Regions from separate parts of the Mus musculus genome. Here all the other regions are linked to region 1. Evidence: chromatin loops called from intact Hi-C (ENCODE). Cell type or tissue: heart. All regions are shown on one strand.

The links. A loop is a pair of places that touch in the nucleus more often than their neighbours do. Peaks named below come from ENCODE experiments on the same cell type or tissue, not always from the same donor. Only the 100,000 strongest peaks of a DNase experiment are listed, where the experiment ranks them.
Region 2: it touches region 1 in a loop (2.4-fold over the local background); 3 of 42 quality-filtered maps call a loop at or near these places.
Region 3: a loop joins it to region 1, with 3 times the contacts of the local background. A loop is called at or near these places in 5 of 42 quality-filtered maps.

The regions. Positions count from the first base shown.
Region 1 is chr7:29,979,657-29,987,656 of GRCm38, forward strand. It overlaps Zfp568 (zinc finger protein 568), which reads left to right and starts at 4,299. Exons shown (of 10, transcript NM_001167872.1): 1 at 4,299-4,572; 2 at 5,604-5,670; 3 at 7,926-8,000. Gm31735 (a long non-coding RNA gene) reads right to left here and starts at 3,865. Exons shown (of 2, transcript XR_001778074.2): 1 at 3,777-3,865. In heart, CTCF peaks have their summits at 1,978, 2,844 and 4,092; a DNase peak (open chromatin) is centred at 4,185; H3K4me3 peaks cover 4,839 bases; H3K27ac peaks cover 5,083 bases.
Region 2 is chr7:29,849,110-29,857,109 of GRCm38, forward strand. Zfp940 (zinc finger protein 940) reads right to left here and starts at 4,539. Exons shown (of 5, transcript NM_173738.2): 1 at 4,388-4,539; 2 at 1,833-1,908. The coding sequence starts at 1,841. In heart, no CTCF peak of the experiment used is centred here; a DNase peak (open chromatin) is centred at 4,572; H3K4me3 peaks cover 1,209 bases; H3K27ac peaks cover 1,068 bases.
Region 3 is chr7:29,904,358-29,912,357 of GRCm38, forward strand. Zfp27 (zinc finger protein 27) reads right to left here and starts at 1,747. Exons shown (of 5, transcript NM_001037707.1): 1 at 1,697-1,747. Zfp383 (zinc finger protein 383) reads left to right here and starts at 4,160. Exons shown (of 5, transcript NM_001243908.1): 1 at 4,160-4,294; 2 at 5,826-5,890; 3 at 7,812-7,938. The coding sequence starts at 4,288. It overlaps Mir7668 (microRNA 7668), which reads left to right and starts at 2,152; the gene lies at 2,152-2,210. In heart, a CTCF peak has its summit at 2,123; DNase peaks (open chromatin) are centred at 1,864 and 4,194; H3K4me3 peaks cover 4,077 bases; H3K27ac peaks cover 3,824 bases.

The DNA.
Region 1 (8,000 bases):
TTTGGCTGACCGTCGAGACTCCTCTACCCTGTGCAAAGGTGTATGAGTTTCGACCCCAGAGCTCTGGTCTGTGTGCTTTCATGTTGCTGCTTTATTTCGACCCCAGAGCTCTGGTCTGTGTGCTTTCATGTTGCTACTTTATTAAATCTTACCTTCTACATTTTATGTATGGTCTCAGTGTCTTCTTGGGTACGCGGCTGTCCCGGGACTTGAGTGTCTGAGTGAGGGTCTCCCTTCGGGGGTCTTTCAATATGAATGTATAGAAGGGTGTGATGTTGGAGAACTTCAGCCATTTTTGTTAAGTGGGTAAAAACAACTGCCCTCTGGTATGCAGACTGTCCTTGCCACCATTGCCCAGCTAAAACAACCAAAACTTATGATCACGTTTTGGAGCCCAAATCCCAAGAAGGTGCTGGTGTAGTGCCAGGGAAGTGTTAGTGACACCCCCCCCCCCAAACCCAGACAGGAGCCGATTCTTGAATTTTATTTTTATGGTGGCAGAAATGTCTACAATATCCATACTAATGACCAACTCATTCGTGTCAGGCATTTTGTTAGGCAGAGTTGTCAAAAATGTTTTCGGATACCCTTCCCCCTTCAGATAACTCGACGACTTCATCTTTTCCATTTTGCTGTCCTGTTGTTGTAACTGTCACAATGAAACTGCAATCTCAAGTACAGTCCTGCGTTGCCTGGCAACCAGGACGCGCTCTTGGAAACATTTTCTATGTGGTTTCATTGTTCACCACCATTGTGTGCACTTCCATAAGCCTATAAGGATTATTGCACACTTACACAGTATTGTACAGCTTATTGTTTCCAAGCCACAAACGTATACTGTATGGTACTACACTGGAAACTATAGACAATTTTAACACAATAGTCTCTGTTTGTAAGCATGGACAACATAGGGAAAATACGAGACAAGTGGATTTTTCAGCTCCATTTTTAATTTTATGGGACCAACTTTGTACATGAGGTCAGTCATGGGCCATAACACTCTTCCGTGGTGCACTACTGCATAGGGCTTCCATGTGAGTTGTTCTAGTCAATTACTGACTCTAAGGATGGAAGCCCTCAATTTATGGCTGGCTGTGTTATGCCCAGATCCCGGGATACCCAAAGACCACCAGATGTCAAACTCATATGCAAAAGCAAAGAGTCTTTATTCAAGCTCCAACTCAGACCCTCAGGCCCCTTCAATGCAGCAACCCTGAGCATTTAAGGCTCAGCCTTTTTATTGTGGTTACAGCAGAGTGAGGGGTTTATCAGCTTGGCAGTCACATGATTGGCTTAAGCAATCTATTTATATCTATCTACAGCCTCTGGAATGTTAGGTATTTTCCTGCTGGTGGCCTGTGTCTAGGGTAGTTCCTTCCTGGTTTTTCCAGTAACTAGAGTTTAACTTGAGGATAGAGCCTAGTATATAAAATGAAGGCCTGGTTACAAGATAGAATCTGTCTTGTCAAGTTGGGTCCCTTCAGCTGAGAAGTGTAGTGTTTTGGAGACACCAAACTGTGTTTTCTGTCTGACCCAAGACACAAGGCTGAAGTTAGAGCAGTCTTCTGGGACAGAGGTTCTTAACCCGTGGGTCTGTATTAACTCAGTCTAAGATAGAACTGTAGAGCATCTAGATGGTAAGGAAGAATTGGCTACTGTTTTTGAAGAGGGCACACAGTCCCAGCTCACAGGAGAAATGAGGTTAACCCCCTTTCAGCCTAGGTGGAAAGGGATCCATCCAGACAGGATCTGAAACGCCTTGTAAGATGCTTTGGGGTTCTTTTCCTATATTCTCTAGAGTTTACAGGGCATAAAGACTGGTTCCAATTCTACTTCTTGGATCCATCATGGTACAACAAAGAGTGACAAAAGCACCAAGCTACAAGCCAGGAACGGTAAGTAACTACTACTTGAAGGAGACAGGCTGTTCAGTGCACTAAGAGGTTTCCAATTACAGCTTTTCTGAGAAATTCGTGAGAGTATCCCACAGGGGGCGCTCGGGGGGTGGGGGCATTGCTGAATAGCTTTACAGACAGACTAACAAATCTTTCAAGAAAATCTTCTGGACATCTCCTCTTCACAATCACAGTTCTAATTGAACAGTATGCTTATTGACCAGTTTCTACAGAGACTGCCTGTTAGGTGTTTGGTTGGAGAACCATCCTAGGCTTGCCCTCGCCTCCATGCAGTCCAGGAAATTCCATTTCCTCCCTCTCCCTACACACACTCACACACACACTCACACACACACATACACACACACACACACACACACACACACACACACACACACAGAGAGAGAGAGAGAGAGAGAGAGAGAGAGAGAGAGAGAGAGCCCTGACAGTCTCACATTCCTGACATTCCTGACAGGCCCCACCCTGCTAACCTGAAGACATAAACTCTTCAGGTCCCACTCCAGTGCTCCCATCCCCCCACCAATCTATAAGAAGTTCCCACATCATACGCTGCCTGTGACTTTCCAGTTTTGTCCTCTGAGACCGGTGAGTTCACCCAGGAGCCATTCGCAAATAAACTTACTTCTAATTCACCTGAATTGGCTTGTGTCTCCAGTGGAGGAAACATTCACTGGGTAGGAGGGAGAGAAGTGTACAGTGAAATCAGACTGAACATCTTCCTTCCACATTACACACTTTGGTTTCAAAAATATGAAGCCAGCTTGAGATCAAAGAGGCCTTGAAACTGGAGATTATACTGAACTGGAATTTGTAATTAGTAAAAGAAAATTGACCACATGAGTGAAAATCATCAAATGATAACAGTGTACACAGATTATTGTTGTTTTCGGAGACAGGGTCTTGCAGTGTAACATTGGCTGGCTTGGAGCGCACTCTGTAGACCAGGCTGGCTTGAAACTCACAGAGATCCACCTGCTCTGTCTCCCACCAGTTAAACTTAAGCCGATTATTCTAGCTTGCAATCAGGCTTGGAACATGGCTACCTCTATGCCTCTCTCTGACTTAATAATAGGTATAGCTATTCTTTTCTCCAATGGAGACAATATAGGGATCTATTTTCAAATGACAAGTCGTCATTAAGCAAGTACTTCCAGAGGCATTCAGATGTTGGGGTCATGGGGTGTGCAAATAATGAGGAAAGGACCAAGAAAGTCGGAAATAAACCACAAGTAAACTTTATACCCTCCCCCCGTCCCGTTCCCTCCCCCCCCCCCCCCCCCCCGGGAAAACACTTCTAACTGGTTAGGGTCACAAGTCAGCTTCGACCTTTGACAAAGGGAGAGAGCAGTCTCCTTTCTCCTTTTGAAGCATAAAGGCAGGAGCAGAGGTTCAGGGAACAATAAAGAAGGAATTTGTAAATTGAGGGTTAGTTCTGGAGCCCAGGGTGTGGCAGGTAGGAGGATGTTCATTCAGGCTCAAGGCTATTCTAAGACAGAGGTCTTATCTCAGCCTTTAGGGAGCTCGCCCAGGCCTGGTGGTTTTACTGCAGCTTGAAAGAAAGTAAGGCTTGCGGGCATGCAGTAAGATGGGGGCGGCCGTCCAATACCTGGGATCACTCTGGGCTCGGCACAAAGGAAAGCCCGGCTCTTTGTGGTTTGTAGTGCATTCTTTGCCTCTTTTGGGTAACTGACCTGGCAATGGGTAAAACTGGGAGTAGACATAAAAAAATTGTGACCCTCCAGGTCTTTCTTGGCCAGGCCAGAGATCATTACCAGCCTTGTCCCCATTATCCATCCTGCGTAGAGAATGGAGATTAGGAGAGAACTGGCACCCTGACCAATTTGCGAATCTAAACCTCACCTCAGAGATTGTTCCCAGGAGCAGAGTTCTGAAGTCACAACCACTCGGGTGACAGGAGCCCCATGGTTACATGCAAGATGCCACATAGAGGTAGGCACAGTCTTACACTTAAGCCACAACTCCACAACGACCAGACATTTCATGTCCTCATAGAAAAGCTATCAGAATGTATTACAAACAACCACAAAAACTATTCCAGGGCACTGCGTCCGCCCAGTCGCAAGGCTCCTGCCGAGAGGCTGGACAGGCCACTAGCCTTTCTGGGAAATGTAGTCCACAAAGGGACAGCCACCTAGCGCCCCCAGCGCCTCCTCTGGTTGTTCCGGAAAAGACCGTCCCCGCAGCTGCTCACGTCCAGCGCTGCTTCGCCGGCGGCGTCACCGTCTCGCCGCGCTAATGGGCTCAGCCACCTCGGCGCCTTCGGCCATGACTCCTGTCCCTAGCACAGGAAACGCCAGCCGAGCTCTGACCGGAAGTTGGGTCGGGCCGCGGGTCCTTCTGGGAGCACCTGTGCTCTGGGACATAACGGGCGCGCGCTGCCGCCCGAGTGGAGGGGCTGGCCGTGCGTGGCCCGCATGCCGCGTCTCTGAGGTTGCGTCTCGGGAGGTTTTGGCTGGTGGCGCTGCGGGGACCTCTCCACGGGAGAGGCACGGGTGGTCCGGTTTGCGCCGGCCGTGGGCTTCGGGCTGGGCGCGGGCTCTCGGGGGGCTCGGAGTATCCCGGGTCACAGCTTTGCGGAGAGCTCCGGGCCAGAAGGCGGGACTCAAGCCTGTTCGGAGCTGCAACCAAAAACCTGGTAAGAGTTTGTGCTACTCTGGAGATTTGGAGGGGGTGTGGTTGTGCGAGAGCGAGTGTCCTGTCGTGGCCATGTTTGGTGGTAAGGGGTTGAGTAAGGGTGTGGTGAGTGTGGGGATGGCGTGGCGTGTGCAATTGTACCGCGGAGTTCTTAGGTGTGTAGCATTTGGCGTAACTCGTAACTACGGGGAAAAAAAATCTGTACTTTCTAATGATTTCCCCCTCCTCATTGCCGCCCTTTCAACACTTTCTTCTCTAACTTTTTTCAGTTTTTCTTTCTATTATTACCTAATGGCTTGCTTGGCTTATTTAATTTTTAAAAAAATCTTTTCTTTTCTCTCCTTTCCTTTTCCTTTTTCTTTTTTTCTTTTTCTTTTCTTTTCTTTTCTTTTCTTTTCTTTTCTCTTCTTTCTTTCTTTTACCTTTGTAGTGTTGAATTTAAATCTAACGCTTCAATCACACCAGGCAAAAACTGTACCAATGAGCTACATTCCCAGCCCTGAAGTTAGTTTAATAATGGCTGAAAAAAATTCCTAAGCTCAATAGCAAACCAACTGGGATTCCTTCAGTTCACGTTGTTAGCAGATTCATTGCATTTAGCTGATCCAGGCTGTATTTGGTTGAAATTCAGATCTGCTCTCTGTTTGTTGTTTTCTGGTGCTCAAGTTAAAAAGAACTGATTCCAAACATATTTTCTTTTCACGGTGGATTATGGGAGCACAGGGGAGATCATGCAAAGACTCTAAAAAACCTCTGCTTCAAATGTGTCCATATTTAGCCAAAGAAAAGTTGTGTGGGTAAGCTTGTAGTCTATTAAAATAACTATTTGCCACATTAAGAAATCTCTAGAAATACTTTTATACTGGGTGTTACCGTTTAGTGCAAGTGCTCTTTGATGATAGTGTGCTCTTGTTTGCACTCTCTTGTGTGCACTCTCTAGCTCTGCTCTCTAGCTTGCTCACTAGCTCTCTCTCTCTCAAATTACATTTGTCACAAATTTTATATTCCAAACCCTTTGTCTTTATGTTTCAGGTTTCTCATGAGCAACATATCAGCTGAGTGTTTTTTAAACTCATTTGTCTGGCCTGACTGTTAATAGGTGAGTTTAATTCTGCTGTATTATCATACTACTGAAAACACGTTTTTATTGTTTATATTTACCTTGTTTCGGTACCCCCCTCACTGGCTTGGTTTCTGTTCTTGTCTGTGTGTACTTAGCAAAACCTCAAACTTAAACAAGACATTTACATGCTTGTACACCAAACTAGCTAGCCATCTCTTTCTGTCATCCTTGAGTAATATATTACATTATGTTGCAATACTTTAAAAAAAATTTTTTTTTTGTTTTTTTCAAGACAGGGTTTCTCTGTGTAGGCTTGGCTATCCTGGAACTCACTTTGTAGAACAGGCTGGGCTCAAACTCAGGAATCCACCTTCCTCTGCCTCCCGTGTGCTGGGATTAAAGGCGTGCCCCACCACTGCCCGAAATTCTTAAGCTGTGTGTGGTGACACATACCTGTGATTTTAGCATCCAGGAGGCTGACATTCAAGAAGTTCACATTCAAGGCCGCTTGAGGCTAATCCAAGATACAGTGAAAGAAAAACAAAGACAAAGGGAGGTGGGGGTGGGAGGGCAATCCCAGGTGAGCAGATGTATTTCCTCTGGTCTACGTGAATATGTATGTTTATAAATGGTGGTAAATACGCCATATACAATTCATTATCGTAGTCACATGGTCAGTGACAGCCATTCACACCATCCTCTCGTCACCAACCACAGTGCGGTTTCCACAGGACCAGTCAGCACAGTGATCCCCTTTCCTCCTTACTCCCAGGTCCAGCAATCAGGGGTCTGCTCTCTGTCGGAATTTGAGAATTCTAAGTATTTAATATCAGAGGTCCTGTCCTTTCGTAACTCCTGGGTTAGTAGTGTCAGAATTCACTTCAAACCCTAAACAATACGTTGTGTATGAGTAAATACTTTTAGTCTCCCCTTGAGTCCGTGAACACCTGTGAACACAAGCTACGACTACTTGGCTGTTGCAGACGGCACTGCTCTGAACAAAAGGACAAAGTCCTTGCTTTCTGCCGGTTTGCGTGTTATACCCAGGAGGAGGGGCTGCCTGACTTTGTGACTTTGTTGGCTACTCTATTTTTAGGTTTTTGACTGACCTATAAGGGCTGCAGATCTGATTCACTGAACTCCTAACTATCATTGGCAAAGTTAGAATTCCTATTTTCATGACGATGGTGGGTAGATGCCATAATAGAAATTCTGTCGCTTCTTAGAATTTGAGAATTGTGGAGTAAAAAGTAAACAGGTAGAGTGGGTAGGTGGCACAAGTCAAGGCCAGCCTGTTAGAGAGAGCTTGATTTTAAAGACAGGAGTAACTATGCAAATGTGTCTCAAGCATAACCCCAAGGTTTATTAAAATAGTCCTTTCGGCTTTATTAATTTTGTCATACAGAGAAAAGATTCATTCACCTTTTCTAACTTCTTTCTCTTTACTAAATAAGGTCTCATAGATGGTAAACTACTGTATTTTAACAGCCATTTCATTTATTTATATCTAGTATCGTATGGTCATAATTTTTATTTCAAATGAAGGTCATGGAATTACAATGCTCTTTTACCTCAATGACCAAGGCAATTCACATAGAGAATGGAAATATTGTTAATATCTGGCTTTTTTTTTTTTTTTTCCTTACATCCTGGACACTGCTTCCCCTCCTGGTCTGTATCCCTCCCTCCCAGGCCTCACCTATCCCCCGAATAGCTGGCTTTTTAATGCATCTTCCTTTACTGCCACCAGGGATGCCTGTGACTGAGTATTTTCCAAAGGCTTTACTATCATAAGTGCTTGTGGGGTGCTCGTGTGTCACAGCATGCAGGTGGAGGTCAGAGGACAAGTTTTAGAGTCAGTTCTCTGCTCTTTTAATGTGGAAGGTTCCAGGCATAGAACTCAGGTTCATCAAGCTGAAACAATAAGTCTTGTTATGCAGCGATCCATCTAGATAGCCCCGGAGTCGCCTATGTTTGAGTTAGCCATATCTGTCTCTGCATTGAGGCTACACTAATGAATCTAAAGATGCTCGGGCTCCATTTTGTTTCTAGACTGTTTGTGTCTCTGTTGAGTACTTCATGCACTCTGACTTCGTTTTTACATCTAGTAGCTTTGCTGTAGAGAGAGTGTTACAAACAAGGAAATAAGTGTTGGGAGCTGTGTTAATTATCTCTTGGTATGTATCGCAGTGACCTACCAGAAGATAGTGACCGCTGGGAGCTGTCTCTGAGGCTGGTTATAAGAAAGAACCTGTGAGGACGCATGAGGCCAATTTTATTTCTGGTTGAAGCCCACAGGTCCTGCCTCCCAACACTAAGACTGTGCTGTGCATGGAGATGGCTGAGGACAGATGTCTGTCATGGAA
Region 2 (8,000 bases), 130 kb before region 1:
ACCTAACATTGTTTGGGTGACCAAAAACCAGAGATTAGATAGCCCAGGAACATAGGGTAAAATCAATTATTACTGTTCTTAAAATATATATATAGCAATAAAAGGACTCCTAATGACATTCTGCTATTCTTGCTCAGCCACCATCTGAGAGGCTCCCTCCTGCAGCAGATGGGAACAAATACAGAAACCCATAGACAAACATCATGTAGAGTGAGAGACCTGGGAAGACTCAGCCCTAAATGGGATGTCTTCATCAAATCCCCCTTCCCCTCATGAATTAGGAAGCCCTGCCAAAGAGGAGGTGGAAAAAGTATAAGAGCCAGAGAAGACGTAGGACACCAAGACAACAAGGCCCTCTGAATCAACACGAGCAAAGCTCACATGAACTCACAGAAACTAAGGCAGCATGCACAGGGCCTGCACAGGCCTGCATGACATTCTTTGTGCCCTTCATATATATGATAGATAGATAGATAGGTAGATAGATAGATAGATAGATATGATATGATAAGATAGATAGATAGATAGATAGATAGATAGATAGATAGATAGATGATATATAAATATCTGTATCTATCAAGGCTTCCAGATTTGCAGAATGGTGACAGTTTGTGAGAGTGATGTGACAGTGCAGAGAGGTCCCTCTTGCATTTGTTTGGTTTTGTTTCATTTTTTTCAAAACATAGTTTCTCTGTGTAGCCCTGGTTGTCCTGGAATTCAGTCTGTAGACCAGGCTGGCCACGGACTTGGAGATCCTCCTTCCTCTGCCTCCCAGGTGCTGGGATCAAAGGCCCTCGCCACCACTGTCCAGCTCCATCTTGTATCCTTGCTGAGGCTCTTTATTTCAGGTTTAGCTAGAACTTAATCTCCTTGTGAAGAAACCCATGGAAATTACTAAACTCTATTTAGGAACCCAAGGTCAAAGGTCAAAATGCCCTAGCTAACTTATCCACATAAAGATTTCTCCAGCTAATTGTTTAACTTAGTAAAGTAAGATGCCCCACTCCCCAACCCCACCCCCACCCCGCAGCTGCTGAGTGAGACACTGGGACATGGTCTCTGCCTTCAAAACCCCTGTGCTCTAGACACTTGGTGCTACACTTAGGTCTGGAATAAATACTTCCAATTGGCAAAATTAAATTAAATTAAATTAATTATAATAATTCCTTAAGAAATCCACTCCTTAATACTTCATACTGAGTACCTTCCAATCAGCACATGTTCCACATGTCAATAATAGCCTAATAATAATAATAACAATAGCCACACTTCACTGTCTCTGAACCAGCTTTAATTGTCAAAAGGCTCATGACAGAGATGTGACTTACAGAGTTGAGCAAAGCCTTTTCTGATAAGCCTTCTTTACAATACAGATATCGTTCTTTCTGTGTTCTTGCTTATTCTTCATGTTACAGACAGATAAATGTAACATCTTAATCCCTATGCATTCAATGTCCCATAATTTCTACCAAAGGCATCACCAAGTGCCACACCAAAGTGAATTCCAACCAGTGGCACATCCCATCTTGACTAATTAAATATTCGATTCTATGAACTCAATAAAAACATGCTCATTCTCTATTCCCCTTTAGCCACACAATTCTACCTTATAAAGCCATGGTTTGGGAAGGAAGCTCTAGTACTCCCTGTACAGAAATGACTTTCCCCTCCTTTGGTGCTTTGTCAGATGGTTAGAACACCAAAGCAATGGCCGCCAGCTGTAGAGTGCTTCACAACCATCCCTTACCAGTTGGAAGAAACTCAGAGAAGCAGTTTAAGGACAAGTAATAATAGATATTTACATGTTAGCTTGGCAGACAACTCCAACTTACTTGGGCCATGGCTTAAAACTTGAGTTGAGTAGTTCTCTTCTGGGTTCCACGATCAACCAAGTAGAGCCCGAGAAAGCTAGAGGGAAAGAACCATGAAAGGTTAAGGCTTCTTTGAAGTTTGTCTCAGTTGCTGTTCTACTTCTGTGAATGGACACCATGACCAAGAAAGACCAAGGCAACTCTTTTAAAAGAAGTATTTAACTGGGGCCTTACTTCAGTTTTAGAGGGTTAGTCCACGATCATGATGGCAGGAAGCAGGCAGGCATGGTGCTGGAGCACTAGTTGAGAGCTTTACATCCTAACCCACAGGCAGTAGGCAGCAGGCAAAGAGACAGACAGACACTGGGACCGGTATGGGCTTCTGAAACCTCAAAACCCATCCGCAGTGACACACCTATTCCAACAAGGCCACACCTCCTAATCCTTCCCAAATTGTTCTACTAACTGGGGACCAAACATTCAAACATATGAGCCTATGGGGGCCATTGTCATCCACACCTCCACGGAGCTTCCAAATGGAAATATGTGAAGGGCTGTTTCCTTCCTTGGAGAAAGAGCTTAGGGGCTCTGAGGGAATTCTACTCCCTTACAAAGCCAAAGTTGCTCAACTAAAGAGAGATAATTGGGATTAAATTAGTTATACCCAAACCACCACAAAGACCAGCGTATGAAATAGGATCACTCTGTCTTTCCGTAAATGTCCCCTCTAACTGCCCCATTCCTGAATTAGATACCCGATGGTCATCTCCCAGCTGAAAGCCCACTGCACCTGCCCAGGGCTCTCCCATGCACATCGATAACCAGTGCCTTCTATCCTCGTCATGGCCAACAACAGTCTGATACCTACAGAGTCCTTTTCATTCACAGCATACAACAGAAGGCACACCACACAACTCGACGCGTTTGAAGCCTAACTACGCCCTCACCAGACTCACCAGCTATTTACTGAGACAGCTGATGTGGTGGCGTAGCTTTTTGTAAACGTTTAATTTTTTTCTTTTATTTTTAATTACTTTGTTTGTGGGTTCTTGTTTTATCTGTCTCCTAACAATATCTTCTCTGTCTCAGCTTAGCTTCTCTAAGCTTAACTGCTACCTCAGTCTGCTAGCCCTGGAGCATGAGTAACAAACTGCAACCAACGGGGGGGGGGGGGGGGAAGGGTAGCGCAGGGAGGAAGGACCAAAAACCACCCACCTATGGGGCTTTAGCATTTACCCTCTGAAAAATTCCCAGAATTCCAAACAGCACACAATTACAGAATCTGTCTCCAACTGGTAAAACCATTCCTCTGCTCGAGCATGAGGCAAATCAGCATATCCCCACAGCTGGGATTAAAATGAAAGCATATTCTTATATTTCTGTGTTTTTTGAGAACCCAAACTTCCAGAATTCTCACTACAGGGTTTGTCTGTGTAGCCCTGGCTGTCCTGAAACTCACTCTCTAGATCAGGCTGGCCTCGAACTCAGAAATCTGCCTGCCTCTGCCTCTCAAGTGCTGGGATTAAAGGTCTGCTGCTGCTCCTCCTCCTCCTCTTCCTCCTCCTCCACAGCCATCTCCAAGCCAGAACCTTCTTTACGTTTCTTCTACCTACTCTCATCTCTTCTTGTTTATGTTAGATTAGGAATGTGGCCAACTATCTGTAAAAAAACAGTTGAGGCCCTAAATTTTAACTCAAGTACCATCTCAAAACTGAACACCTTGAATTCTAGTAATGGGGAGGTGGAAGAAGGCATAGTTCTGTGCTTTCGGGGCCAGCCTGGTCTACTTAGTGAATTCCAGGAAAGCCAGGGGTACATAGTGAGAGCCTGTCTCAAAATGGAGGAGGAGGAGCGGGGGGGGGGGGGGGGGACAAAGAAGAAAGAAAAAGAAAGAAATCTAAACTAACTGTATCTACCAGTACCAACACCTCCAGCGTGATGGATATACACGAAAGGGTCCCCTTCCACTTCCCTCTTTCCCCATCCTCAAAGGCACACATTCCTTCCCAGAAAGGTAAGACCCTCCCTGCTTCCTACCCTGCTGCCTACAACCCTTGAAAGCAAAACAGACTGTTTACAGGTGTTTCTATGATCTGCACAGCAACCTTCCGCACGAAACCTCTCCTTTCTTCAAGCCCCCGCCATGCCATCTTTCTGGAGTTGAGATCGCCTCTACTCACTGAAGCAAAAGGACAATAATCGGCCGTGAACCCAAGACTTTTCAGGTATTAATCACGATTTGAGGTGGAAATGAGATTTAGAGGGTTCAGACTGTCCCCACTCCCTGCCACCCAGGTGATCCACATTCAGGGGTCATCACATGCACAAATCAAACACGCTACAGTGTTAACCTCACCTTCATTAGGCTACCCAGCACTTTGGTGCCTCCCCATTAATCCATCTGTCTTATCCGCGCCTAGTTTCTCTCAATTCACTTCCCTTCCACACACCAGGTCTCATCAGGGTATCACACACTAGGATTTTCCATTGCTCACTGGTACCCACGGGACTAGGCAGGCGGCTTCCTCTCATCAGACTGCCCAGGGATGGTTTGGTCTCAAACACTCAGGTCTTACATTGGGATTCTCTTTGGGGTTCGGGAACGCTCCACGCTCCTCAGTTGTCCTCCTCCACAGCTTCGTGCGCTCCCAGCCAGCAAGCAGGCATGCAGACGGCTTCTAACTGGCTTCCTGGTGTGTCTGATAAAGCAAGCCTAGGGTCCACCGCGAGACCCGGCGCTGGCCAAGTCTTGAACTACATTTCCCAGGAGTCCATGCGACTCTTACGTCACCAGAGGGGACGCGGTAGCCAACCTAGACTGGGTTGTGTGAAAGAACACTTGCCAATGAAGGATTTGCTGGCAAGGTGAGGACTAGCAGGCAGAGTGAACGTTTCATTCTTCCATGTCCTTATATACGCTTCCAGAAAAAAAACATGGCCCAGTTTAAAACTGAATTAAAGTTCTGGACTAAAGATGTGTCTTCCTTATTCAAAAATCCAGATTCACAGTAGATCTTCCCACTTCAAAATGAGCAGAAAGCCCTCAGAGGTGTGCCCTCTATTTTGGGAGTTTTAGTTAAGTCCGGATGTAATCAAGTTGACAACCAAGAATTATCGACTCTATTAATTGCATTGTACGAAGGAAAAGTTGTTCTCCAAAATAATGATAATAAACTTTATAAAAAGAAAACAAAAATTGTCTTCTAAAACATAAGGTACAGATTGGTTAGATATTAAGCAATAATTAGTTATTTAACATGAATAAAATATAACTTACCATCCAATAATCAAAAACAATAATAAGATAGAGTTATTAAATAAATGTTATTGAGGATCAGGAGAGAGAGGATTTGCTATATTTAGATTTTCATTAAACAAGATAAAGTAGGATGTGCAATATCAATATCAAATGGTATGCATGTGATTGGACCCAAACATATCCTGAAGGAACAATCAAGTTACATGAGGAAGTTGCCCAAATGCCTATGGTTTCTACTCTTACAATGCCATCTCCTGCCAAGCATGCACCTATAGCCTCACAGTGTGTCGCCTGTGCTCTGTTGACTAAAGAAGAGATGACTAGGGCCTGGTTTACTGATGGTTCTGTACATTACGCATACGACACACAGAAGTGGACAGCTGCAGCATTACAACCCTTTTCTGGGACAACCCTGAAAGACTACTGAAGGGAAATCTTCACAGTGGGCAGAGCTTCTGGTGGTCACACATTTTGTTTAGAAGGAGAAATGACCAGAATTGGGTTTGCTCACTGATTCATGGACGATAGTCAACGGATTGGCTGGATGGTCAAGGACTTGAAAAAAAAACGTAATTGGAAAATTGGTGAGAAAGACATCTGGGGAGGAAGTACGTGGATATATCTCTCTAAATGTTCAAAAGATGGGAAATGTTTGTGTCGAAGATGTTTGTGTGTCATATAAATGATCGTCAAGAGGTGACTTCAGGGGCTGGAGACATGGCTCAGTCATTAAGAGCACTGACTGCTCTTCCAGAAGTCCTGAGTTCAAATCCCAGCAACCACATGGTGGCTCACAACCATCTGTAATGAGATCTGATGCCCTCTTTTGGCATGTTTGAAGACAGCTACAGTGTACTTACATGTAATAAATAAATAAATCTTAAAAAAAAAAAAGAGGTGACTTCAGCCAAGGAGTTCAATAATCAAGTAGATAAGATGACCCATTCTATGAATAGTCAGCCTCTTTCCCCAACCATTCCTGTCATTCCCCAATGGGCACATGAATAAAGTGGCCATGGTAGCGGAGATGCTTTGGCTCAAGAACATGGACTTCCACTCACCAAGGCTGACCTGGCTACAACGGTTGTTGAGTGCCAGATCTGCCAACAGCGGAGACCAACACTGAGTTCCAGATATGGTACTATTCCCTGAGGTGACCAGCCAATGACCTGGTAACAGAGTGACTACATTGGAACACTTCCTCCTTGGAAAGGACACTTTGTCTTTACTGGACTAGATACTTTTGTTTTTTTAAGGTGGGTGCAGCGAACTTTATTGATGGTATTCAAAGAGAGTAGGGAGGGCTCCCTAGGCCCCTCCTGTTATTATGGGGGTCTGGGGTGGAAATTGTGAGGGAGATGCTCAGTGTTGGGGGCCGAGTTGAGACAGGGACTCCTCAGCAACCAAAGGCCTCTTTCTTGCTCTCAGTGTCCTTGCTGGGATGGGTGATCCAGGGTTTCTTACTCCTTGTAGGCCGTGTAGGCCATGAGGTCCACCACCCTGTTGCTGTAGCCGTATTCATTGTCATACCAGGAAATGAGCTTCACAAAGTTGTCATTGAGAGCAATGCCAGCCCCAGCCTCAAAGGTGCAAGAGTGGGAGTTGCTGTTGAAGTCACAGGAGACAACCTAGTCCTCGGTGTGGCCCAGAATGCCCTTCAGTGAGCCCTCAGATGCCTGCTTCACCACCTTCTTGATGTCATCATACTTGGCAGGTTTCTCCAGGCGGCACATCAGATCCACAATGGACACATGAGGGTAGGAACACGAAAGGCCATGCCAGTGAGCTTCCCATTCAGCTCTGGGATGACAGTGGATATATGTTGTTCTGGGCAGCTCCATGGCCATCACGCCACAGCTTTCCAGAGGAGCCAACATGGACTAGATACTTGTTCTGGTTATGGATTCACTTTCCCTGTACCTAGTGCTTCTCCCAAAACCACCATCTGTAGACTTGCAGAATGCCTTACCCAACTTCATGGTATTCCACACAATATTGCTTCTGAGGAAGGAACTCACTTCAGAACTAGAGAAGTACGACAGTGGGCCCACTACCATGAAATCCACTGGTCTTACCATGTTCCCCACCATCCTGAAGCAGCTGGCCTGATAGAAAGATGGAATGGCCTTTTGAAGACACCGTTACAGTGACAATTATGTGCAGCACCCTGGAGGTGGTATATGCCTTGAATCAGTATCCAATAAATTTCTCAGTTTCTTCCATAGCCATGATCCAAAAGTCCAGGAATCAACAGGTGGAAATAGTTCCATTCATTACCACCCCTAGTGACTCACAAGGAAAATGCTTACTTCCTGTTCCTGTAACCTTAAATTCTGCTGGTCTAGAAGTTTTGGTTCCAGAGTGGAGAGTGCTCCTGCCAGGAGCAACAACTATTCTATTGAACTAGAATCTCAGACTACCCCCTGCCCACTTTGGGTTTCTAATGCCCTTAAACCAATCTTTTTTTTTTTTTAAAGATTTATTTATTATTATAAGTACACTGTAGCTGTCTTCAGATGCACCAGAAGAGGGCGTCAGATCTCATTACGGATGGTTGTGAGCCACCATGTGGTTGCTGGGATTTGAACTCATGACCTTCAGAAGAGCAGCCCGTGCTCTTAACCACTGAGCCATCTCTCCAGCCCCTAAACCAATCATTTTTGATAGGAATAACTGTTCAGAGGGGTAATTGATCCAGATTACCATGGAGAAATTGGATTGCTTCTCCACAATGGAGGTAAGAAGGATTATGTCTGGAGATCCTTTAGGGCACCTCTTGGTGCTACCATGTCCTGTGATTAAAGTCAATAGGAAACTACAACAGCCTAATCCAGACAGGACGACAAAGGGTGTGGACCCATCATGAATAAAGATATGCACCACTTCTCTATGAAAATACAAAGACCTGCTGTGTTTTTGCCAAGTGTGAA
Region 3 (8,000 bases), 75 kb before region 1:
AACAGTGCTGAGAGAATAGAAAATTTAAGAAAATCTGGGTCCGGGGAGACATGTTAGAGGGTAAAGCGCCTACTACCATATAAGAAACATAGCAATGCTTTTAAAAAGCCAAGGGGTAAGAACCGGACAAAAGAAAGAAAACTTGCAAAATGGAAAGATATTTGTGAAACTAAACTCTTTTACAAACTTATGGTGGACACTCTAATTGCTACAATATTCCTTGAACTACTTAGTCATACCTATTATTAAAAATAACTGGAGGGATGTAGTAAGGGTTGGTGAGACCAAAATACATTGTATACATATAGACTCTTCAAAAAATAAATATATTTTGTAAAAATACACATAAGTGTTGATAACAATATAACTTCAAACATATAAACCAGAAATGGACCAAAGAGAGATGGACAAATTACATTTCCATTGTGAGCAATATCCCTCCACAACTAAGCAGACAAAAAAAAAAAAAAAAAAAATCTCTAAGGGGGCTGGAGATATGGCTCAGCAGTTAAGAGCACTGACTGTTCTTCCAGAGGTTCTGAGTTCAATTCCCAGCAACCACATGGTGGCTCACAGCCATCTGTAATGGGATCTGATACCCTCTTCTGGTGTGTCTGAAGACAGCTACAGTGTACTCATATACATAAAATAAATAAATTTAAAAACCAAATCTGTAATGTCTGCTGGTGTGGTGATACAGGCCTTTAATCCCAGAAATCTGGAGGTATAGGAGGGTGGATCTCTGTGAGTTTGAGACCAACCTGGTCTACAGAGTGAGTTCCAGGACAGCCAGGGCTCCAAAAAACAAAACAAAACAAAGGCAAAACTGTAAGGTCATATGATGGTCACACAATATATATGTGTATTTGTGTATGTATATGTGTGTGTGTATATATATATATATATATATATATATATATATATCCATACATACATATATGTGTGTGTGTGTGTGTGTGTGTGGTTTTTTTGTTTGTTTGTTTGTTTGTTTTTTTTTTTGCTTTTCGAGGCAGGGTTTCTCTATGTAGCCCTGGCTGCCTGGAACTCACTCTGTAGACCAGGTTGGCCTCGAACTCAGAAATCTGCCTGCCTCTGCCTCCCAAGTGCTGGGATTAAATATATTAATATATATCACAACATATTGCGATATATGTATATACATAAGCATACACACACAACACAATTGAGGAACGATTATTTTTATGCAATGTGGCATTTATGAAAAGTGATTATGGTATCGACCATAAAACATTTTTCAGCTAGACCACTACCCAGAGATATTATCTGAAACAGAAAATGCATTTCCAAATGACTCCTGGATCACAGAAAACGAATTAAAAAAGAAAGCCATTTATATTTAAAAGACAATAAAAAATCTACATATAAATACATAAGAATGTAAAGTATTACATTAACCAAGGCTAAAAATTAATAAGCTAAACTTTGGGGTTAGAAAGCAAACTTATCAAAAACCCCACGAGACCCTCAGCCACTCATCACATTCCCTAACATCACTCACTTGTCATCACAATCACACATCACCCGGCCGACCTCCCTCCTCCAAAACTCAGAGTTCCGTTATTGATCGGAGAAATCCTTGCCACTGACAACCATCAACACAGCAGACAGCACCCGGTCACTAACTCCCAACATAGGCACACACTACTGACTCCACAGAATTCTAGTTGAAACCAACCGGAATCATCTCGGATGACTTCTTGCCCTTAAGACTCAATGGAAGCAGCACGGGGGAGGGGGAGGGGGAGGGAACCACCTTCAAGCACCAAGGTCACTTCCGGTCTTAAAAAAAAAAAGGCCCTGGGCTATTAGTACTGCGCATGCTCAGCATTACCTCCGATGCCAGAGGACTCCAATAACCCACAGCGTGCTTACATAGCTTCAAGATCCTTTGTACACAATTCCTTAGGAGGATCGATTAACATAGTCGTGCCCAGAGATGCCGCGTAGGCCGCCATCTTTCAAATTTACGCATTCCGTACAGCAGAGGAATAGCTATCCAGCCAGATTACACGGAATGAGATAAAGAACGTAGACCCAAGCACTGTGGCCCACGTCCGAGCATCATCCGATAAGAGGAGGTTCTTCTGGACACGGGGTCATGAGTTCTGTAACACTGAGAAACCTAGTTGCCACTCTGAATAACCTGCTCTCTGTGGAAGAAACCATGCGGTGCAGGGGATTCAGAGGAGAAAAAAAAAAAATTGAGAGGGCTTGTGGGAGAAACCATGTGGAAATGAGGGGACAAATCAAAGTGGTACAATCCACTTTGTAAAAAAAAAAAAAAAAACCATTCATGAAAAAGGTAGAAAAAAACCAGCAACTCCAAGAGCATCAGACCAGTATCAGAAGCAACTGGAAGAGTGTCAAAATCTTTAACAAGACAAACCACATTGGGAGATAAAGTAGAATCTGGGATAAATCCCTTGGAAGATACCGCCGTGAAGCTCCCTTCACGTCAGGGTGTCGGAAGGACAGAGAAGAATGCATGGGTGAAGCCCATCCGTTTCCGTTATTCTCCACTCTAACCACCTCAAGTAAACTAGTAGGCAGCTGTAAGAAAAAGAATAGTTTAATGCTAGGCGTGATGGCACCAACATGTGATTAAAAGCACGTAAAATTAAAATATAATTAATGGATAGCAATCTCCTTAGTGTGTAAATGAAGCCTTAATTTAATACCATGGCTCACCCTCTAAATATCTAATTAAGCTCAAAAGACTGACATTACAAGCTGAAATAGGGCCGGGCGTGCTGGTGCACGCCTTTAATCCCAACACTCGGGAGGCAGAGACAGGTGGATTTCTGAGTTCGAGGCCAGCCTGGTCTACAAAGTGAGTTCTAGGACACCCAGGGCTATAAAGAGAAACCCTGTCTCAAAAAACCAAACCAAACAAACAAACAATGCTTGCTTATACTGCTCTGCCTAGGACCGGAGTTCTGTTCCCAGCTCACAAATCTGTCTGTAACCCTAGGTGATGTAACATCCCTTTCTGACCTTTACAGGCAAATACAGGAAAAACAAGCCAGCGATGGTGGCACACTCCTTTAATCCCAGCACTAGGGAGGTAGAGGCAGGCAGAGATTTCTGAGTTCGAGGCCAGCCTGGTCCACAGAGTGAGTTCCAGGACAGCCAAGGGCTACACTCTGTCTCAAAAGACAGAGAGAGAGCGAGAAGAATTGTAAACAAACGCTTCTATTTCCTTTATTAAAATCAACTAATTTAGAGATTACTGTAACAACCACAAACGTGTGACTAGATATACAAACTCATACACATAACTCATAAAATAGAATATTGTGCAGCTAAGAAAGGAAATATTTATATAGAAATGAGTCCCATAAACACCAAAGTAAAACGGTGTACCCAGTGTATGATGAAGCTTGCCTTTGGTCCAAGCATTTGTGAGACAGAGACAGACTGATCTACGTGAGTTTAGTGCAAACCAAGTCTGCATAGTGACTTGCAAGTCCGCCTAGAGTGAGACCCAGACTCAAAATAAATAAAAATTCGAAGAGAATTTTTTTCACTACGTTATAACAGAACCCTATACCTATTCGGGAACAACCACTCGTTTACAATTCTTCCTAAATCTGATAGATTTTAATAACTAATATTCATTCTTTTTTTTTATATGCCACCTAAATGGATCATATAAATCCTATGCTGAGCCTCGCCAACAGAAAAGGGTAAAACGGAGAATCTGTCGTCATCCTGAAAATTCCTACAGTGAGTTACAAGGCCCAGAAATGTCCAGACTCAGGGTGTGGTATCTCAGAAATCATTTCAACAACTTTGTTCCAGGAGACCAGTGCCACGCAGTTCCTTTTTTAGACTACATTTCCCAGAAATACACGCGACTCTACACAACTTCCGGTGCAAACCTACTCCAAAAACATACAGTGATTCTCTGAGATTGGCCCCCTATCATGGAAGGGGCTCAATGCATTGTAAGAGTTTCTGTCCGAGTTTGTATATCTGTCTAGGAATTTCACGCACAAAATTGAAAATGCGGAACGAGCTCCTCGGCCTGCCTCAGGCCGTGCTCTGGCGGGAAATCCGAGAATGGATGCCATCTTCCCCGCCAGTTCCAATCGCGGACTACATTTCCCAGAAGCGTTCGCGAGTGCTAGGCAGCCCCTTCTTTTGCCTGCGGGACCCTCGTCGTCCGGGGACGGGAAAGTGTACGGCGAGCGGCCTATAGGCCCTTGTTAAGGCTCCAAAGCTGCGGCCCTGGGGTCTGAAGGGAAATACCAGTCAGTATCTGAGATGTCAGGTCAGTGGGAGCTGGTCTAGCAGGATGAGCAGCAGTGAGGCTTTGGCTCTGTTTAAGTGTGACCTTAAGTGACTCTAGGACGCAGTGAGTGCGTGGCTGTGATTTTTAGGATTCTTTGGTGGGTGTGTCAATGACCTGTGAACATGCGCAGAGCTGTGTGTGTACGTATGCACGTTTTCTTTATTATATGTGATTAATAACTTTGTGGCAGTGTGTGTGATTGTGTCCCAATGTGTTTGGACCTATTGTGTGTAACGGTATAGCACCTGTGTATGAGGGATATATCAGATAGCCAGTAATTATGCTTCCAAGAGTGTTAATCAGAGGGGGACTGTCTGTATGTTTGTATACTATGTGTATTGGGTACCTGTGACTGTGAGGATGTTTGAGTGTGATTATGTAACTTTATGTGATACCATGAGCATGGTTGGATGTAGCTGATCTTTGTTACTTTGTGGGTTCCTTTATTCACCGACCCTTTATACCCCCCCCCCCCCCCCACACACACACACACAACACCACCCTCCTGCTAGATAGGAGCGAAAGAAAAATAGATGGGGGAGAGAGAGAAAAAGAGAGAGAGATCCTTGACTCTAATTTGTTTCTTCTTTGATCATGACTGCTAACAAACCTTACCATACTCCCTGAACAACCACCAATCCAATCCTGCTTGTCTGGACCCTAGCATTTATGTATCCTCTGAAAAGTCCTCAAAATTTCAAATGCCACACAGTTGCAGAAACTATCTGCCACTGGCAAACCCATACCTATGCTAGAGCACAGGTAAATGAGCTGCTTTGAGGTAGCCCCATATTCCCACACGCACCCCACACGCACCTGGAATTAAAGCAGAGACATACTCTCAGAATATTTCTGTGGGTTTTTTTTTCAATTTTTTTTTATTATTCCTGTGGTTTTTAATGAAACCAAAATTCCAGAATTCTCACTACAATTGGAAGATGGCATGTAATTGTCAAGCTGACAGTATGTGTGTCTTAGGGGCTGTTATGTTCTGTTGAATGTGTATTGTGTATTGATTGTGTAAAATTTCATGAGGGCAACTGGAAGTGATTATAACTGTTGTGTGACTCCGCCGTGAGTCTCCTGTTGTGCCCGTTTGTAGCACTGTGGTTTTATGTGGTGTTGTATTTAAGGGTTCTATAAATGTGGTTGTGATTTCATCCTCAGGATGGATGTGTGACTGTGACTATCCAACCATACATTGTTGTGCTGTCATTTGGGTAGGGTGTGCTTGTGAGGATATATGTGGTTCCATGGTGGGTGACTGACAGCAGCTGTGGGTTTGTAGATTTGGTGTGCCTCTGACTGCCCAAGTGACTCCAATTTTCTGTCCTAAGAGACCCCCAGTGAGATAAGAACAGATTCCAGTATTGGACAACATAGGCTACATTCCTTCTCTGACTCTAGACATTATCATGAGAACCTAGACTTCTCCCTGGGTGACAGGTATGGATCCAGGGTGGCCTTTTATTAAAAGACTTAGGACTTCATGACTCATTTTTTCCCCCAGCTCCACTCCTCCAGAGGTACCCAGTGGAGAAAAGAGGAATGGCGGTGGACCACGCCAAAAATAAGGTACACTGGGGTTTCTGTTGGGATGACCCACAAATACTGTATTTTCTGGCTATAAAAAAGTGTGTTCTTGTTTTTCAATTATTTGGAGCTGGTGACAACTGGCTAGTAGGACATGTAAATGTCACTTCCATGCCTCCCTTTAAAAGTAAGGCGACTTTCCCCAGCCTGCTAGTAGAATAAGGAATGTGACTTTTTGCATAATAAAGAGCAGTTGGCAGGAATTAAGGGGGTGGGACTTCCAGGCTGGCAATGTTGCCAGCAGACAAAGATGGAATCAGAAGGCCCCCAGGACAGATAGAAGCAGCTAGCAAGAACCACTTGGAGAAACAGAATGGCGGAGGTCAGGATAAGTTAGTAGCTGAGACACTGTCCCAGCAAAACTTAACAACAGCTTTAAACTATGTAGCTGTCTCCATGTCTTAACACAGACTTATCAAGTGACCCGGTTCTTCCAATTGTCCATTCATGGAAATGATGGAAAACTCCAACATAGACACATGGCCTGTGTTCTCCCTGACTTCCTTCTGTTTAATGGTCACATGTTAATTTAGGAATTAGACAACTTACAGTTTTTGTTTCTTTCTATAACATGGTTATTTCAAAGAACTTGGAAAACAGAGCCAATTAAAATTTTTGCTACACAAGGATAACCTCTGTTTGATCAATTTCCTTTTCATGACATTTTCAAGGGTGGGATCTTACAGCATTAACCATTTCATATATTTGGAGTGAAAAACTATGCGTGGCAGTTGTGTGGTTTGGTTGTTGTTGGCTTTCTTTTGATTTTTGAGACAGGCTGGTCTCAGACTCTGCAAGTAGCTGAGCATGACCTTATACTTCTAATTCTTCTGAGCTGCAATTACATGTGTGAGTCACTATACTTCTGCATGTATGCATGTATGCGCAGTACCACATACATGCCGTGGAGGCCAAGAGAGGGTGTTAGAGTCACTGGAACATACTGAAGGTTGCGAGCTACCGTGTGGAGGCTGGGATCCAGACCCAGGTCCTGTGCAGCAGCAGGAAGCACTCTTAACCACTGAGCAAGCACTCAGCCCCCATTTTGAGTTTTTTGTGTAGTTGGTTGTGTTTAGCTCTGAGGCAGGGTCTCTCGCTGTAACCCAGGCTGACTCCGTGCTTTAAATCAGTGGCTCGCAACCTTCCTAATGCTGCAGCCCTTTAATGCAGTTCCTCATGTTGGGGTGACCCCACCCATAAGATTACTTTGTTGGCCCTTCATGAATGTAACTTTGCTACTGTAATGAATCATAATGTAAATATCTGCTCTGCGGGATAATTGATTATCCAGAACTACTTGGTTATCTAGAACCACTTCTCTAGAGTCTCCTGCTTCACTTCCCTAGTACTGGGTCACTGGTATAAGCCACCATGCCAAGTTCTGTACAAGGGTTTGAATCTTCTTTTAAAAATCCAAGCCAGGCAGTGGAAGATTCTAAGAAGTTTGAACTGTGTGTATAAGCTGTTGAGGTTGTACAGTCAAAAATCAAAACGTTTGGCCACCAGAAAAAGAACTTGAATTAGTAAGAAATGAAGGATTGTTTTGGTGTTTGAAACCAGGGCATTATGCGCATTCTTTATGAGTGAGCTAACTCCCCAGGCCTGTTCTTTGAGACTTGATCACACTCTATAGCTAAGGCTGGCCTGGAACTCACTGTGCAACCTGGGCAGACAAGACAGCTCAACTCCAAATCAGTCCTCTTGCCTCGTCCTCCCTGGGGCTGGCTTATAGTCGTGCAGCATCATGCCTGGCTTTGTGTCCTGTTTCTGGATGAACAGGCAACCCAGAGGTCCCGGGTCTGGTGACATCATGGAGTGGCTCTTTTGCTCAGCCGGACAACGCAAGCACCAACATTTTGGAAGTGCTCTCTGTGTTCTAACCTGGGTGTGTTTATTGTTTCAGAAACCGGTGGTGTTCAGTGACGTGTCTCTGGACTTCTCGCAGGAGGAGTGGGAGTGTCTGGGCCCCGCGCAGAGAGACTTGTACAAAGATGTGATGCTGGAGAACTATAGCAACCTGCTCTCAGTGGGTAAGGACACCTGTATCAGCAGCGCAGCCATCTCTGCAGTGTCTGCTTCTTCCTCAAGGAAT